Regions from separate parts of the Homo sapiens genome. Here all the other regions are linked to region 1. A link is a contact called in ENCODE Hi-C or POLR2A ChIA-PET data. All regions are on one chromosome and are shown on one strand. Each heading gives the region's core, a stretch centred on a gene start or an enhancer-like site at or near the end of the contact. The rest is flanking DNA. Distances are from core to core; before and after follow the strand shown. Region 1 has its middle 29 kb from the start of DDX6. Region 2 holds the start of UPK2 (uroplakin 2). Region 3 holds the start of HYOU1 (hypoxia up-regulated 1). Region 4 holds the start of ARCN1 (archain 1 coat protein complex I subunit delta).

Region 1 (2,700 bases), core at 185-2,684:
TCCCTGGGCCCTCCGCATAGTGGCTCCTGCAGACCACAGATGTTGTCAACCATCTAATGCTCCGTCCCCACATGGAGCTCTTGGAAGCTCCACCAAAGTTGCAGAGACCCAAGCCAGAAGCAATGGCGGCACCAAACCCACTTGTTCATACCAAGTCCTCCTTTGCTCAGGACCTTGTTCCCCTGTGTCTGAAAGAGTAAATGTAAACGGTATTAACACAGGTATGGGGTAGATATGAACAAGGACTAGCCAACTTTCAGGAGTTTGAACTTCTACACAGACAATTGTAAAGATCTATGTAGGACTCCTCAGTTATTTTGTAGGAAGAAATTGATAATTCCTTGATAATTGATAATGCCTTTTTTTTTTTTTGAGATGGAGTCCCACTCTGTTGCCCAGGCTGGAGGGCAGTGGCACGATCTCGGCTCCCTGCAACCTCTGCCTCCTGGGTTCAAGCAATTCTCCTGCCTCAGCCTCCCGAGTAGCTGGGAATACAGGTGCGTGCCACCACACCCGGCTAATTTTTTGTATTTTTAGTAGAGACGGAGTTTCACCACGTTGGCCAGGCTGGTCTTGAACTCCTGACCTTGGATGATTCACCTGCCTCAGCCTCCTAAAGGGCTGGGGTTACAGGCATGAGCCACTGCGCCTGGCCAATATCCTCTATCTTTAATAAGCATGTCCAAGCAAGAATGGGATGGCTAACTAATCTGAATTCCAGCCAGTCCATGGAAGGTGATGTAAGGTGAAAAAATATGATTTCACAGGGCCAGGCATCATCACATCACCGAGCTACTTGTGAATTAGATAAGCCTATTCGCATGAGGGGACTCTGAGCATGAGTGGGAATCCCACAAAAGTCAAGCTACAAGGTTGAAGGTAGAGGGGGAATACCAAACCGGAACCTGACATTTCATACTGCTTCCCTGACAGGTCCTTTCAAAGAAACAAGAACTGAAATGCAGGCTTAACTGGCATGCAAAACAGGCAGCTATTTCAGTCTGAATCATGAGCAGGGGCCACAGTGGGCTATCTGAAACTGAGGGGCAAAGGAAATCTGCACACCAAGGCCTGAGCTGCTTATGACAAATAATTGAAACTGTCCAGGCAACTGGTCCATTCCAAGCATTAGCTGTGCTGGGAGCTGAGCCATGAAGCAGAATTTTAGATTTTCTTTCTTGCTAGAGCCGTGCAACAATGATCCTTCCCCTCCACCCCTCCCCTCTTCCCCAATATTCCTGCATTCCCCTTGCCTGTCACAGGACTGCGGGGCAGTGGCCTCTTAGCATGGCTTTCCTTTGACTGCGGTGTTGCCACGTCACCTGGTGCTCGGCCCCTCCCCCGCCCTGGCACAGGGTCATAACAGCCTGCAGTGTTGCCAAGGAGCTGGCACCGTCCAGACCCAGTGCACAGGGATGGGCCTGAGATGGCCGGCCACGTCATCTGTCACCCAGGGTGTTTATGCACCCTGCAGTCCAGCAATGCCAGGATCTGCCAAGAATCTTCAGGTTTATTATGCTTTCTTTGGCCTTCAAGAACTGGATGGCTGGCCAGGCGCGGTGGCTCATGCCTGTAATCGCAGCACTTTGGGAGGCCGAGATGGGTGGATCACAAGTTCAGGAGTTTGAGACCAGCCTGGCCAATATAGTGAAACCCTGTCTCTACTAAAAAAACCACAAAAATTAGCCGGGTGTGGTAGTGGGCGCCTGTAGTCCCAGCTACTCAGGAGACTGAGGCAGGAGAATCGCTTGAACCCAGGAGGCGGAGGTTGCAGTGAGCTGAGATCGCGCCATTCTACTCCAGCCTGGGCAACAGAGTGAGACTCCATCTCAAAATAAAATAAAATAAATAAATAAAATAAAAAGCCTGGATGGCTATCATTAAAACAAGTCACAGAAAGCTCTGATGGAAATAATTTTCAGACTTCCCTCTTGAAATATACCTTTTCTGCCTTTTTCCTGCCAATTCATTTTCCTCTCTCCCTCATCTCCCCTTCTGAAAAGGCTTCCTTCACCCTAAGACCTACTCACGCAGGCTCCTAGTCCTCTGTTCCGTACATCAGAAAGGAAGTTTTCTTTCAAGGCCCAGCCGCCTCCTAATCAGGGAAGCTGAAGGAGTGCTTAGAGAAGGTAAATACATTGTGATATTATCTTAAGTTATATAAATGTCTTCGGTACCTAGTCGGCACCAAATGTATTTAGCTTAATTGAAATCAGATGCAAAAATACATGTCCTTGAGAGCCAAAGAAAATTTAATTTTTAAATTATTTATGCACACATAATTCTTAAAATCTCAGGCTCTAGACAGACCTAAGTTTAAATTGAGGCTTTAACAATTACTGGTTGTGACCTTTAACAACTCACCTCATTTCTCTGAACTGCCTCATTTATAAAATGAAGATTATAATAACAAGCCCCTTAGGGCTTTGAGAGGATTAAATGTGATACTCTATGTAAATGAGCCATTTATTCACACTTGTAAACAGTTAAGCCACATGCATCATTCTGAGTGTGTGTACATATTCTTTCATAAATTATCTCTTTTTTTTTTTTTTTTTTGAGACAGGGTCTCGCTCTGTCGCCCAGGCTAATCACAGCTTACTGTAGCCTTGACTTCTCAGGCTCAAGAAATCATCCCGCTTCAGCCTCATGAATAGCTGGGAAGTGCAGGTGCATGACACCATGCATGGCTAAATTTTT
Region 2 (2,700 bases), core at 55-2,554, 140 kb before region 1:
AATGCTTTTGTGGTTTGGGAGAGAGTAGAGAACCCTCAGTGAGTATTGGGACTTACAGGAAGAGGGGCTCCAGCCTGGGCCACCTACCCTCACAGCTGTGTCTCCCCTATGTGCACTCCTCCAAGAGGCCCAGCTTTCACCCCCTTTTGCTGTGCCCTCACCCTCTCCTCATGCCCACCAGATCTCCCCCACACTAGCTTCTCTCTCTTCCTGCACCCCCTTCCCTAGGTGCCTCAGGCTGGACCCAGTACCTACTAGAATTTGGTTCCTGGCACGAGGTTTGTCACCTGGTATGCACTGAGCCGAGTGACTGTGAAGCCAGCACCACTGTCCACCACACTCACCAGTTCCCTGCGCCCACGGCACGGAGGCACCACAAAGCTGGACGTCACCACTGGGCAGAAGTGGCGGGAGGGGAAGACTGGGTCAAGTTTCTGGAGGCCCCAAGGAGAAGGGGCAGCTTTTAGAGTGTGGGTACCCCAGGAGACGGGTGGACAGGAAGGCATGAATGGGGAAAAGGGTGCAGAGGGTGTCGCAGGAAGGGGTCTTTGGGGACTAGAGGGATGCCTTGGGAGAAGGTAGCAGACCTTTGCTGTCATTGGCTCTCCGGACCATCAGTGTGGCATTGCCTCCTGTGAGGTGACAGGGGGGCAAGGCAACCAGCAGGCTCTCCGTTAGCGCCGGGGACAGCAGACCAGAGAGGCTTGAGATGTTGAAGTCTGATGGGAGGCAGGAGGGAGCTCCGATGGGGACTGACCCCTCCTGGCCAACAGATCTGGCCCGGTCCCATTGGAGCCATCTCCCTTTCCACTCTGTGAACCCTGGGCAGAACAGCCAGGCCTGTGCCAGTATGACCACCAGGTGGCAGGCTTGGGCTGCAGAAGCTGCACCCTCCACCAAGCGGTCCCCAGAGCCAGAACCTGGATGCCAGGAGTCGGGCAGCGCCCAACCTCACCCCTCCCCGCAGCATCGGATCCTTGCCCACACCTCTCTGCCTCCTAGGTCTGGAGGAGGATCAGGAGTGTACCCTGAGCCCAGTGTCTGATACCCAGTCACTGCCATCACCAGCCCTGACTCCCAACTGTCCAGACCTCTCTTTGAGAGCCCTGGAAGGTACAGTGCTCCCTGTCCAGGCCCCCAGCCCCCTTCCCACCCCTGCCAGAGATGGAAGAGACCTGCAGCCCCTGGGGACAGCAGAGCCAGCAGAATCAGGATCAAGGGCAAGGTCCGGATGGGCAGCAGGGGTGCCATGCTGGGCTGGGAGGTGGAATAGGTGCTGGCAGGCTGGGGTTCCTGAGGCAAGTGAGGCCCTGCCCCTGGGGTGGCTGATTTTGTCCTGGGGGTGGGAGGGGCTGGAGGGGAATCCAGTCCAACCTGCCCCTTGGGCCCTATAGCCTCAAAGGGGTGGGGAGAGCAGACAGGTTTTTCAGGATGGGGAGCTGGCCCTCAGGCCAGGAGGGGGGATGCCCTGGCTGGGTCTTGATGGTGTAACTAAGGTGGGGAAAGAAATCACCCCTTCTTCTGGGACTCCCGTGCATAAGGCAGTGTTCCTGTGTGCACGGGCATCTGGAGACTGGCCAGTCCTTGGAGGACTGCTCCCCCGATGTGGTGGGGGTCTTTCCCCCACCCCTCAGAAGGGTGATGAGTTTGGAAGTTGCCCTGATATGTAGGAAGAGAATACTCCAAGGGGCTACTGAAAGGGCCTTGAGTGGGTAAGAATGGGAGAGAAACATTCTGGTGGGGAGGGGCAGCAGACTGAGGGTTTCAATTCTTGGAGTGCACTGAGGCTTAGGTACTGCTGCTCTGGGAGAGGCAGGGGCTGTGGGGGCCAGGGAGCACATGCGGTTTCAGATTCCTCTGGAGGGTGGGGACGAAGGTGGCCATGGAAGACTTCTGGAGAGACCAGAGAGACAGACATTGACCCTGGCCAGCAGGGGTTGGGGGTGGGCACAGTCAGCCTTGGGCAGCAACCATTTGTTGAACTGAGAATGGAGAAAAGAGACCTCGTAAGATAACATGAAAAAGAGACAGAACTTCCCTGACTGCCTCCTCCAGCCCTGGGCTACATCAGAAAGAAGCAGAGGAGTTCTGAGCAGAGGGAGGGGAGAGGAGTCAGGACGTCTTCCGGGCCCTGGGTAGGGGTTCTGTGTGCTCCATTGTAGCCCTACAGCCACCCTGGGTGGTAGCTGGTACTGGCTTCCTTTTGTAGTAGAACTGAGGCCAGGCACAGTGGCTCATGCCTGTAATCCCAGCACTTTGGGAGGCCAAGGTGGGAGGATCACTCGAGGCCAGGAGTTCAAGACCAGCCTAGGCAACACAGAGAGTTTGATCTCTATTAAAATAGAAAAGAGATCAGCCGGGCGTGGTGGCTCATGCCTGTAATCCCAGCACTTTGGGAGGCCGAGGTGGGCGGATCACCTGAGGTCAGGAGTTCGAGATCAGCCTGGCCAATATGGCGAAACACCATCTCTACCAAAAATACAAAAACTAACGCGGTGGTGTGTGCCTGTAATCCCAGCTACTCGGGAGGCTGAGACAGGAGAAACACTGGAACCCAGGAGGTGGAGGTTGCAGTGAGCCGAGATTGTGCCCCTGCACTCCAGCCTGGGCAACTAAGTGAAACTCTGTCTCAGAAAATTGAGAGAGAGAGAGAGAGAGAAAAGTGGAAACTGAGACTCAGACACATAGAGTTACTTGTGG
Region 3 (2,700 bases), core at 44-2,543, 240 kb before region 1:
AAACAAGTTCAGGCTTGACACAACCCTGGCCCTGACAGCCAGGGTCTTCAAGCGGGCCTTTCTGTGAAGGGTGGCCAGGCATCAACTTAGTAGGAGAGAAAACAGATGACTTATTTCCATCCACACTTAAGGAAAATGCAGTCTCCAAGGACTGCGTACATTTCTTTTTCGAGAAGGAGTCTCGCTGTTGTCGCCCAGGCTGGAGTGCAGTGGCGCAGTCTGGGCTCACAGCAACCTCTGCCTCCCGGATTCAAGCAATTCTCCTGCCTCAGCCTCGTGAGTAGCTGGGATTACAGGCACCCGCCACCACGCCTGGCTAATTTTTGTAGTTTTGGTAGAGACGGGGTTTCACCATGTTGGCCAGGCTGGTCTCGAACTCCTGACCTCCAGTGATTCGCCCGCCTTGGCCTCCCAAAATGCTGGGATTACAGGCGTGAGCCACCGCGCCCGGGCGACTGCGCACATTTCTATGGAGCTGTAAGTTAAAAGAGAAGGCAGTGAGGTGCTTCTGTCATTCTATGACAGAAACAGCTAAAGAGTAGAGAAATGTTCACAAGATTTAATAGAACAGAAATAGGAGAAGGTGCACACAAGCTCAACCAACTATAGCCTCACAAATAAAAGTGTCTTTTGTGTGTAGTACTTAAGTTTGGAATATTCTTTCTTATACAAATGAGTGGGGCTTAACCTAAGAAATCCTGGCCAGATTCTGCGACGAATGCATCGGTTATCTCTGACCCATCAGCAAACATCTTTTTCTGTGGCTTCAGTTTCCTCAGTAAAACAGAGGGGGTTGCGACGGACTCAGTCCGAGGGACAGCCATTCTCCAACGTCTATCCAAAGCCTAGGGCACCTCAATACTAACCGGCAGGCCAGCGCCCCCTCCGCGGGGCTGCGGACAGGACGCCTGTTATTCCATTCCTCGGCCGGGCTCTACAGGTGACCGGAAGAAGAGCCCCGAGTGCGGGACTGCAGTGCGCCCGACCTGCTCTAGGCGCAGGTCACTCCCGAACCCCGGCAGCAAAGCATCCAGCGCCGGAAAAGGTCCCGCGGTCGCCCCGGGGCCGGCGCTGGGGAGGAAGGAGTGGAGCGCGCTGGCCCCGTGACGTGGTCCAATCCCAGGCCGACGCCGGCTGCTTCTGCCCAACCGGTGGCTGGTCCCCTCCGCCGCCCCATTACAAGGCTGGCAAAGGGAGGGGGCGGGGCCTGGGACGTGGTCCAATGAGTACGCGCGCCGGGGCGGCGGGGGCGGGGCCGGGCGCGCAGCGCAGGGCCGGGCGGCCGAGGCTCCAATGAGCGCGCGCCGCGTCCGGGGCCGGCTGGTGCGCGAGACGCCGCCGAGAGGTTGGTGGCTAATGTAACAGTTTGCAAACCGAGAGGAGTTGTGAAGGGCGCGGGTGGGGGGCGCTGCCGGCCTCGTGGGTACGTTCGTGCCGCGTCTGTCCCAGAGCTGGGGCCGCAGGAGCGGAGGCAAGAGGTAGCGGGGGTGGATGGAGGTGCGGGCCGGCCACCCCTCCTAGGGGAGACAGCGTGCGAGCTCCGGGGGCGGGTCGGGAGCGCAAGGGAGGGCCGCGCGGACGCCGGGCGCTCGGCCTCGCACCGGGGGGCACGCAGCTCGGCCCCCGGTCTGTCCCCACTTGCTGGGGCGGGCCGGGATCCGTTTCCGGGAGTGGGAGCCGCCGCCTTCGTCAGGTGGGGTTTAGGTGAACACCGGGTAACGGCTACCCGCCGGGCGGGGAACCTTACCGCCCCTGGCACTGCGTCTGTGGGCACAGCGGGGCCGGGGAGTGAGCTGGGAAAGGGGAGGGGGCGGGACAACCCGCAGGGATGCCGAGGAGGAGATAGGCCTTTCCTTCATCCTAGCTACCCCCAACGTCATTACCTTTCTCTTCCCGTCCAGGCCCAGCTGGCTTTCCCCGTCAGCGGGGGAGCTCCAGGTGTGGGGAGGTGGTTGAGCCCTGGGCGGGGATCCCTGGCCGCACCCCAGGTGTCTGACAACAGGCACAGTGCTGCGGTGCGCCACTCACTGCCTGTGTGGTGGACAAAAGGCTCGGGTCTCCTTTCTCTTGTCCTGTTAGCTTCTCTGTTTAGGGATGTGGCAAAGCCGAGGACCCATGCTCTTTCACTTGGGCCTTTGTGTGGGCGCTGCTGGGATGATTAGAGAATGGTTTGTACCCATCAGGAGGGAGAAGGGGAGAAGTAGGCTGATCTGCCCTGGGTAAGAATGAAGTAGATATGAATCTTACAGCCTCTCCGTTCTGGGATGTGATTCTGTCTCCTTCACTCCGGGTATCCAGTTTTAAGTGTTTTCTTTCTTCGCCTCCCCCAGGGGCACTATGGCAGACAAAGTTAGGAGGCAGAGGCCGAGGAGGCGAGTCTGTTGGGCCTTGGTGGCTGTGCTCTTGGCAGACCTGTTGGCACTGAGTGGTATGTACCCCAGTAGAGGGAGCAAATGGATAAATGATGACTGAAGGATGCATGATGGGAATTGAGCTTGGGGCTGTTGGCCAGAAGTCTCTTGAGTTGTTAGGTCCAGGCCTTTTTGTCTTTTGCCATCTTCGTTTACCCATGGAAAGTGGTATGCTTTGATTAGAGGGAGTCCCAGGAAGGTGGGCGAAGGGAGAGCTAACTGACAAACCTCTTTTCCCTTCAGATACACTGGCAGTGATGTCTGTGGACCTGGGCAGTGAGTCCATGAA
Region 4 (2,700 bases), core at 45-2,544, 250 kb after region 1:
GTCAATAGAACTTATTAGGATTGCCACCAAATTACATTCTGCCATCTCTCAGGTACACTGGACGATGTTTTAAATCAAGTTATCTATTGACAAAAGAATAAAAAAGAACAGAACAGAACATCCTTCAAAAGACTAAAGGACATAAGGTGCACTGAAAAATAAATTACTAGCTTTTTTGAAACCAAAGAATGTCTACTACTTCATGAATATCCACAAATCACAGCGATAAAGGAAGATTGAGTGATGTCAGCAGTTCTGATTTCCTCCATCCTCAACCACATTAACCTTTCTCATCCTTGTAACAGATGAGTATACAAAGATAACGCATGGGAAGGCAAGTAACTGGTCTCGGAGGCTAACCCATCCCTCTTACTCCACCTCCTGTGAGACATCTGACTACGACATGCCACATACACATTTTTCTTCACCTGGACAATAAGTTCCTTGAAGGCAAACCCTGTGTTCTCTGGAACCTGCTCACATTTTCCCAGTGGTCTACACAGTGTATGTACCCCGAGTCACACTAACAAATGGACACAAGTGAGTTCTGCGGAAGTAGTGGAAGGTTTCAGAGACACTTGGGTCCTATACATTAGTGTTAGAAGTTACTCCTTTCCGCTCTGTGTCTCCATTTCCCCCTTCTGAACAAAAAGAAAAATTTCTGGACACCAGTGGATTTGCATTTCGAGTTATCAACGGCCTAGCAAACACCGGGGGTGGGAGACAAGCTCTGATTAACAGAAGGACCAGAACCTCCGGAGACAGGCCCAGCCTGCTGAGCCTAAGCGCCAGGGAACCGGCGGGACAGCATCAGTTCCGAGGTCCGCAGCCTGGGACCCGCACCACCACCACGAAGTTCTCGCAGAGCAAAAACGCCGGGCCGTCTCAGGGGCAGGTCCCAGCAAACGAGGGAGTCCAGCTGGTTGGGGGGTGGTGCGGAAGCGGGCACGACGACAGATGGACTGGAGTCAGCTCCATCGGATCTCCAGGAGACCGGGCACAGGAGGCCACACTGCTCCCCGAGCCCGGAGCAAAAGCACTCTGCCCTAGACCCTCAGGGCGGGGCTCCTCCGGCCCCTGCCCCAGGCCCGCCGACAAGGAGAGACGGTGAGGCTCGGACCCCAGGAGTTCGGGTCCTGGCTCGGATCTTACCATGGTGAGGGCGGTGGTGGGGCGCGCCCGCACTCCGGCTCCACTGGGGATAGGGGTAGGGTCTGGGGAACGGGAGCACCAGCAGCTCTGGACCTGCTGCCCCCTTGACAGGAACCGCTGCCGCTTCGCCTCTTGCCAAGATGGCGGCCCCAAGCCACGTCTTCAACCGGAAGCGGCGCAGGTCAAAGGGCGGGGGGGGGGGCGGGGCCTGTGGGCTGGGGAAATTGAGGGTACCCCGCTCCGGTTACGATTAAGCCCAGGAGGTGTAGGGGGCGTTCACCCTCCAGCTGTGGAACCTCGTATCTCTCCCCTTTCACTGTCATCGCCTTCATTTATTTTGCGTCACATCTTACAGTTTAACAAGCCGCTGGCACAGCCACTATTATTTAATATACAGGATAACCTGTGTGCCTAAAAGACCAGTATCCGGAATATATAAAGAACTTTTTTTTTTTTTTTTTGAGATGGAGTCTCACTCTGTCGCCCAGGCTGGAGTGCAATGGCGTGATCTCGGCTCACTGCAACCTCCACTTCCCAGGTTCAAGCGATTCTTCTGCCTCAGCCTCCGGAGTAGCTGGGATTACAGGCACGCGCCACACCACGCTCGGCTGTTTTTTGTATTTTTAGTTGAGACGGGGTTTCACCATGTCGGCCAGGCTAGCCTCAAACTTCTGACCCCAAGTGATCCGCCCGCCTCAGCCTCCCAATGTTGGGATTACAGGCGTCAGCCACCGCGCCTGGCCTAAGAACTCTTATAACTCAGCAATAAAAAGACAAATACAGTATTCCTGTCTAAAAATGGGCTTCATCTGCAAAATGGAGGGAGTAGAAAACACAAAATTAAAATGAGCAAAAGATTTGAATAGATATGTGTCCAAAGAAGATATATAAATGGCTAATATGCACATTAAGAAATGTTGAATATCCTTAGGGAAATGGAAATCAGACCCGTGGTGAGACGTCATTTCACACTCACTAGGATGGCTATCATAATAATTGTTGGTGAGGATGAATGTAAAATAGTGCAGCCACGTTGGAAAAGAGTTTGGCAGTTCCTCAAAAAGTTAAACAAAATTACCACATGACTGAGCAATTCCACTCATAGGTACATACCCAGGAGAACTGAATATATGTCAACACAAAAATGTGTACTCTAATGTTCATAGCAGCATTATTCATAGTAGCCAAAAAGTGGAGACAATCCAAACAAATCCATTCATCAATAGATGTGGCATATATATGCAATGGAATATTATTTAGTCACAAAAAGGAATAAAGTACTGACATGCTACAATATGGATGAACCTTGAGAATATTATGTGAAAAAAGACGGATACAATGGGGCACTCATATATGATTCCATTAATACGAAAGATCCAGAATAGAAGAAAATCCACAGAGACAGAAACTAGCTTAGTGATTTCCAGGGGCTCAGGAAGGGTAGGAATAGAGAGTGACAGTTAATTAGTGTAAGATTTATTTCTGGAATAATTAAAACATTCTGGAATTAAGCCAGGCATGGTGGCATGATCCTAGAGTCCCAGCTAC

Evidence for each region. Hi-C counts contacts between places; a loop is a spot of excess contacts on that map. ChIA-PET counts read pairs that join two places held with the same protein, here RNA polymerase II (POLR2A). Pooled maps may share reads with other maps.
Region 2: a pooled map shows a loop between it and region 1 (2.5-fold over the local background). The contact joins the promoter of UPK2 here to the enhancer-like site in region 1. A Hi-C loop is called at or near these places in 3 of 50 pooled maps. POLR2A ChIA-PET finds 5 or more read pairs at or near these places in 5 of 52 experiments (Caco-2, PC-9, WTC11 and 2 more).
Region 3: a loop to region 1 is called in a map with no recorded cell type, with 5 times the contacts of the local background. The contact joins the promoter of HYOU1 here to the enhancer-like site in region 1. A Hi-C loop is called at or near these places in 1 of 37 single-sample maps with no recorded cell type and 3 of 50 pooled maps. POLR2A ChIA-PET finds 5 or more read pairs at or near these places in 3 of 52 experiments (AG04450, HEK293 and PC-9).
Region 4: a loop to region 1 is called in a pooled map, with 4 times the contacts of the local background. The contact joins the promoter of ARCN1 here to the enhancer-like site in region 1. A Hi-C loop is called at or near these places in 2 of 50 pooled maps. POLR2A ChIA-PET finds 5 or more read pairs at or near these places in 5 of 52 experiments (AG04450, GM12878, Panc1 and 2 more).

The regions. Positions count from the first base shown.
Region 1 is chr11:118,819,270-118,821,969 of GRCh38, reverse strand. It overlaps the pseudogene COX7CP3. Among named protein-coding and RNA genes, the nearest start is that of DDX6, 29 kb to the right of the region's middle. RefSeq lists an enhancer at 830-909. Within about 2 kb of position 1,434, at least 22 of the 41 ENCODE cell types and tissues checked have a DNase peak (open chromatin) inside an H3K27ac peak, as active enhancers do; they include GM12878, where a contact is called at or near this core.
Region 2 is chr11:118,954,902-118,957,601 of GRCh38, reverse strand. It overlaps UPK2 (uroplakin 2), which reads right to left and starts at 1,304. Exons shown (of 5, transcript NM_006760.4): 1 at 1,176-1,304; 2 at 588-719; 3 at 256-394; 4 at 1-4. The coding sequence starts at 1,251.
Region 3 is chr11:119,055,798-119,058,497 of GRCh38, reverse strand. HYOU1 (hypoxia up-regulated 1) reads left to right here and starts at 1,293. Exons shown (of 26, transcript NM_006389.5): 1 at 1,293-1,478; 2 at 2,331-2,428; 3 at 2,655-2,700. The coding sequence starts at 2,338. RefSeq lists enhancers at 786-835, 1,195-1,694, 1,695-2,195 and silencers at 1,066-1,345, 1,436-1,715.
Region 4 is chr11:118,571,003-118,573,702 of GRCh38, reverse strand. ARCN1 (archain 1 coat protein complex I subunit delta) reads right to left here and starts at 1,294. Exons shown (of 10, transcript NM_001655.5): 1 at 1,153-1,294. The coding sequence starts at 1,155. It also overlaps a transcript of IFT46 not described here. RefSeq lists enhancers at 913-992, 1,503-1,632.